2 separate regions of the Mus musculus genome follow, and region 2 is linked to region 1. The links are chromatin contacts, found by Hi-C in ENCODE. All regions are on one chromosome and are shown on one strand. The core of a region is the stretch at or near the end of the contact, and the rest is flanking DNA. Distances in the headings are between cores, read along the strand shown. Region 1 overlaps Gm35330 (a long non-coding RNA gene). Region 2 has its middle 13 kb from the start of 1700016G22Rik.

Region 1 (2,741 bases), core at 78-2,577:
GGGACTTAGAATCCAGGAAAGACTCAGAGATGAAGACTTTAAAGAGAAGTAGATGTCCCTGCTCAATTTTGGAGGCCAATTAGACGCCTGGGTCTCACTCCAAGGAAATAAACTACTTATACAGAATCATAAATAAGGCTCTGAGGCAGTGAAGCAATCAGTGTGTAGAGTACTTCCCTCAAGCGTGAAGACCTGAATTAGATATCCAGAACTTACATAAAAATCTCTCATGGAGGCTGCTGTTCTAGGTAGGTAGAGACAGGAGGCTCCCTGGGGCTTTCTTGCCAGACAGTCTGCTTCCAGGTCCAATGAGAGACCTGTCTCTATAAAATAAGGGGAAAGTGACGAGGGAACACAACCTCATAGATTTCTAATCTCTACATGCTCACATAGGCACATGTACAGGCACAAATTTGTGCATACCTCCAAACATGCACACAAACACATACACACATACCACACACACACACACACACACACACACACACACATACACATACACACACACACACACACACACACACACACACACACACACACACTAAATAGAATCCTAACAAAGTAGGAGGTGCCTCATAGTATTGCAACTGAATATGGCACCTTTGGTTGATATCCCTGGGAGGCCTGCCCTCTTCGGAAGGGAAATGGAGAAGTAGATCTGGAGAAGGGAAAGGAGGGAAGACTGGGTGGAAGGGGGAAATAAATGAGATATATGAGAGAATAGTACTACTAGTAGCAGTAATAGTAATAATAAAAATAATAAAGAACATATTTTTCTTTGCGTTTTATAAACAACATACAGAATACATCATACTCAAAAAATGTAGGCATGGATGGGTATCTCTGAATTTATTTTAAAAGGGCCTATTGATTCTTTCTTAAGCACTCTGGCCAGTCCTTATCAACATAACACAGCATCTCAAGGCTAAGGCTCTTATCTCTACTCCTGGTTAGAGTTTACATTCAAAACCAAACCCAACCAACCAACCAACCAAACAAACAAACAACAACAAACCACTGGGCAACATAAAAGCTGGTACTTTGAATTTATCACTGGGCTTCTCTGAATCAGTGGCAAAGGAAACCAATAAAATGCCTAAGTGGGGTTAATGGGATCTTAGCAGACAAACCCATCATTTGTGTATTCTCCATGCTACAGTGGGTTGGAGAGAGCACTTCATAGTTGGCTGACTCCCCACTTCTGTTCCTGTTAGAATTTTGGTCTTAGAGTAAACTTACACCCATTCCTTAGTGCCCTGGTTCAGGTTGTCTTGGCCTTTTTATTACGGGTCGTGTTTACCAAAGGTTTACAACTTGGCTGTAAACACCAGTTGGCACCAAAACCGGAAAGTTGGCATGAGGAGGTTTGGCATAAACATTGCCCGGAAGCACTTTTTTCTCTCTCTCTAAATCTGAGAAAAACAGGCTAGGGTCATTTTCAAGTTATTTATGTTATTCATGCATAAATAAAAGCGAAGCCTGACAGCATCAAACAGTTGTTGGCTTTTGCAGGCCTCAAAAATAGATTTTATCCAAGAAAAGTAACATTTGGTAAACAAATACTCAGTGACAGGCTGTTAAAAAAAATAAAGGGAGGGGGAAAAGGTGTCATGGGATGGATTAAATAGTAAGAGAAGAGAGAAGGTTTCAAGAACCATTTTTTATGTCAGAGAACAGAGTCAAGAAAGTTATTGTTAAACGGAGAAATTTCTACAGACTCAAAATTATAAATAAGCACAATGTAAGCTTTCAAGTAGATTTTATTAAGATCCAGAGGGCACATCATCCAAGCATACAAAGTAAACAATATAGAATGATCTCAGGGGATAGAAATAAATGATTTTTAAGTATGCATTCTAAAAGCAATGGAATGTTTAAAGCATTTTAAAACTCAAGGAGAGAGGGAGAGGAGTGAGTAATGAATTAACACATGCTGATGTTAAAAGTCTTTTAAAAGAGTTAGTTGTCAGTGTTCAAAGTCTCCTCTTGTCTTCCTTTTATTAAATTGTTTAGAAATGCAATTTGTAAACTATAAACTTCGGCAGCTTGTAGCTGTATGCTAAAGAGAGAAAGTGATGGTGTCAACTGTTCCCTAAAGATCGTCTTTCTGGCAAACTTAAAAGTCAGCCTTGACGTCAAGTGACCCTGGACAAGAGTCTGCATTGAGTTCTGCGAAGTGTGGGCAGAAAGGACTTTCACTCTGGAAACCCTACCAGGGAGGAAGGACTGAAGAAACCGTTTAGGGAAAAAGAAAAGCAAGCCAAGTCAAACAGAAAGTAAAAATAAGTCAGTGGGGAAAGAATGTCAACTGCAGAAGAACGTAGCCTGTCTGCTGCAGCTCGCGTTCTGGAACACGTGTTCTTTCGGCAAGGAAGCGTTTTCCTCAGCTTGTTTTGGTTGCTCTTCGCAAGTGAGGTTGGAGCTATTGTTACGGCTCAAGTCAGGGACAGTTACATCTGGTGGCCAAAGCTGTATACTACCCATTACAGAAGGTAACTTTAGACACACTGGGCAGAGAAACAGAATAGTGCCATTCCATAATAGAATTAACCCTATGAACAGCCCGTAGACATAAGCCAAGACATCCGATCCGTATATTTCAATGCCAATTCAAGATGAAAAACGTTTCCGGGACTCATTTCAAATGTTTGCCTCCCTGGAACTACCTAGGTCAACTTCATCTACAACTACATCTAGAATATGATAAATGTTCCTGATGTGTGCTGCTTCAGATAGAGTCT
Region 2 (2,741 bases), core at 181-2,680, 130 kb after region 1:
CTGAAAGTGGTCTCAGCACAGCTCTGAAAGCTAAGGATTTAAGAAGTCTTTTGAATTCCTTATCAGTTAACAATTGATGTATGGTAAAGGTCAATTCTCTGAATGCAAAACCCTGACCACCAAGGAGGGAGCCTGAAGGGCTAGGACGAAGTGGAGATAAGTACAGGATTGAACCGGTTCTGTTGGAGGCAAAGCAGGAAATGAGTAGCCTGGTTGAAGCTCTGCCTGTAAACTCTTGGTAAATGGAAGTAATCCATGGTAGTCTTAGCATTTCTTCCATTCTTCATGGGACTGCTTCTGTCTGCTGATGAGGGACCACACCATTTAAATGGACTGAAATCAAACTATTTCTCTATCCCCAAATAGTAGCTTTGAGACTGGGAATAATCTGTGTCTGTGGCCATGGACAGAAGATGGGCCACCTTTTTAGAAAGAGTTTTTTTTCCCCAATATGAGCATCACCCTCCCCTAGGAGAATGTGGGACTAATCCAAGGGTGTTGGAAGTTACATAGCAACTAATTCTTCAACGGTGTTTATGAAACGGAAGCCTAGCAACTCATGGAGGAGTCAGATCCACAGGATCTCAGTCCATGAGGCTTACAGTTACAGTTGTAACTGATTCAGAGGTGGTCACATGTTGCTCACCCAGAAAGTAACCCCGGGGCTGCAAGTAACAGGAAAACAGCCATGCCCATTTTATTCATATTTTATAACCTACAGTAAACATTTACTTAGCAATTCCACCCTGTCTATCACCGCCTTAGACACTTATGCAGAACTTAGAGTCATACTGAATGCCAATATGATGTTAATTATTGCAACCAAAAGAGGCCTGTATCGTTAGACTCTGATGAATTTTTAAGATACACTGGAGGGGAAATTGAGTCATAATATAATTCTCTATGAGGGTTTGAAAGTGTGATCCTTAAGATCCTTCTGCTCTGTGTGACAAGCAATACGATTTTTAAGCTCAGACAAAAGTGGGTGTCTTTTGGTTTAGGGTTCTCTTTTCACCAGGAAATCCCCTCTTCTAATAGGATTCTTTTTGTTTTGCTTTAATCCTTAATCTAGGGGGAATGTCCCATCCCTGTGAGTCATCAGAATGGCTTCTCACAGGTAAGACCTAGAAAATTCCTGAAATGCTTCCCCTGATACTGAGAAACGTACTCAAGTCAATTGAGAAAGACATTAAAGGGGTCTGATGAGAAATCTAAATCCTGTGCCTCCTACCCTTTGCGGGGATGTTGCCTGAACCATGAACAACGTTTCCTGGATTCTAGAAACAGGCACATAGTTTGGAATCTGCAGCTGCTGGACAACACCAATTGGGAAAAATAGTAGCACAAAGGCAATAGATAGCCATCTCGCCTTGAAGACGCTGACTCATGCAGATGAGTCATTTACAATCGGCATGGCGACGGGTCTCAGCGGGACCAACTCAGAGAACACTGTGCGCTGAGCGCTGACCATGTAAACAGTGCAAACTCCCTCTTGTGATTCTAGGAAAAGAATCTTAGAACCTTTAGACAAAGAAATCAGAGAGGAGTGTGGCTGCTGTGTGGGTCACACCAGCAAATCCAGGCAACATCCGGACCTTACCATTCTCAGTTCTGATATCCGCTGGCACTGGAGCCCAGAGCTCAACATTTGGGTAAACATTCCACACTGGAGTGAACTACCTTGGTGACCTGAGTAAATTATGAATTCCCAAGACAGAATTACGGTGTCATCGAGTGTGACTGTATGTAGCTGGGCATACATTCATTTCCCCACTCAGATTAGCTATAGCATAAATAATACAGAAGCACCAACCAGAGCCAAAGGTGCTCACTGGAAGGTTCTTTTCTGGTATTAAAATAATGAGTGTACGCTCCTTAAGAACCTTCTAGCAACATGTACAAATAAAGCCACACACAGTGACAAACTGTGCTGCTTGGAGTTTAGCTGATGACATCCTTGTTATTGAAACAGGAAATGACTCAGCCTGGGCTAGACCAGAAAAGATCATATATTATATTCCGTTTTGTTGGCTCGTTTGAAAAAAAAAAAAAAAACCTACCGCAAGGCAACCATGCTTGTTTTCAGGTTTTTAATTTATGCATTCTAGCAAATAAGAAAGAATTTCTTGATAAGCCATTATTAAAATGTTGCAAAACAGGTTTTTCACAAATGTTAGGATCAAATGACTGCTATAAGCTATAGAAGATATGTTTACTATTTTTAAAGGGGATGGGTTAGGGTATTGGAGTCCAGATAGAAAACCTCTCAGCCCTAAATACTAACATTTCTATACTTAGCCGGAGCCTGGTCTGTTTAGATAAACTGATTTTGAACATAATTTTATGTTTATTGCTTTTTTGACTGCATTATGTCTGTGTGAGAGTGTCAGAAGCCTGGAACTGGAGTTACAGATGGGTCTGAGCTGCTATGTGAAGGGTCAATGCTCTTAACTGCTGAGCCATCTCTCCAGACCCTCGATAAACTTTCAAAAAATATTTTAATTAAAATATATCACTTCCCTCCTTCCTTTACATCTCTCAAACTCTTCTTTTCTAACCCATTCAGTCTCAAATTGATAACCTCATTTATTTTGTTTTTGTTGTTACATATGTACGTGTATATACACAAAAACATAAATATAACCTTATATATAATTCTTAACACATTACTAAATACTAGAGTTTTACTAAAATTCTGATTTTTTTTCATTATGACCTGGCATAATCTGAAGTTTACCTTT

Evidence for each region. A loop is a pair of places that touch in the nucleus more often than their neighbours do.
Region 2: a map of heart shows a loop between it and region 1 (2.2-fold over the local background). The contact joins two enhancer-like sites. A Hi-C loop is called at or near these places in 4 of 37 maps with a recorded cell type or tissue (T-helper 2 cell, adrenal gland and heart).

The regions. Positions count from the first base shown.
Region 1 is chr13:5,712,095-5,714,835 of GRCm38, forward strand. The region is part of intron 1 of Gm35330 (a long non-coding RNA gene); the gene reads right to left. Among named protein-coding and RNA genes, the nearest start is that of Gm35330, 11 kb to the right of the region's middle. Within about 2 kb of position 1,328, at least 2 of the 3 ENCODE cell types and tissues checked have a DNase peak (open chromatin) inside an H3K27ac peak, as active enhancers do.
Region 2 is chr13:5,843,881-5,846,621 of GRCm38, forward strand. No RefSeq gene overlaps it. Among named protein-coding and RNA genes, the nearest start is that of 1700016G22Rik, 13 kb to the right of the region's middle. Within about 2 kb of position 1,431, at least 1 of the 3 ENCODE cell types and tissues checked has a DNase peak (open chromatin) inside an H3K27ac peak, as active enhancers do.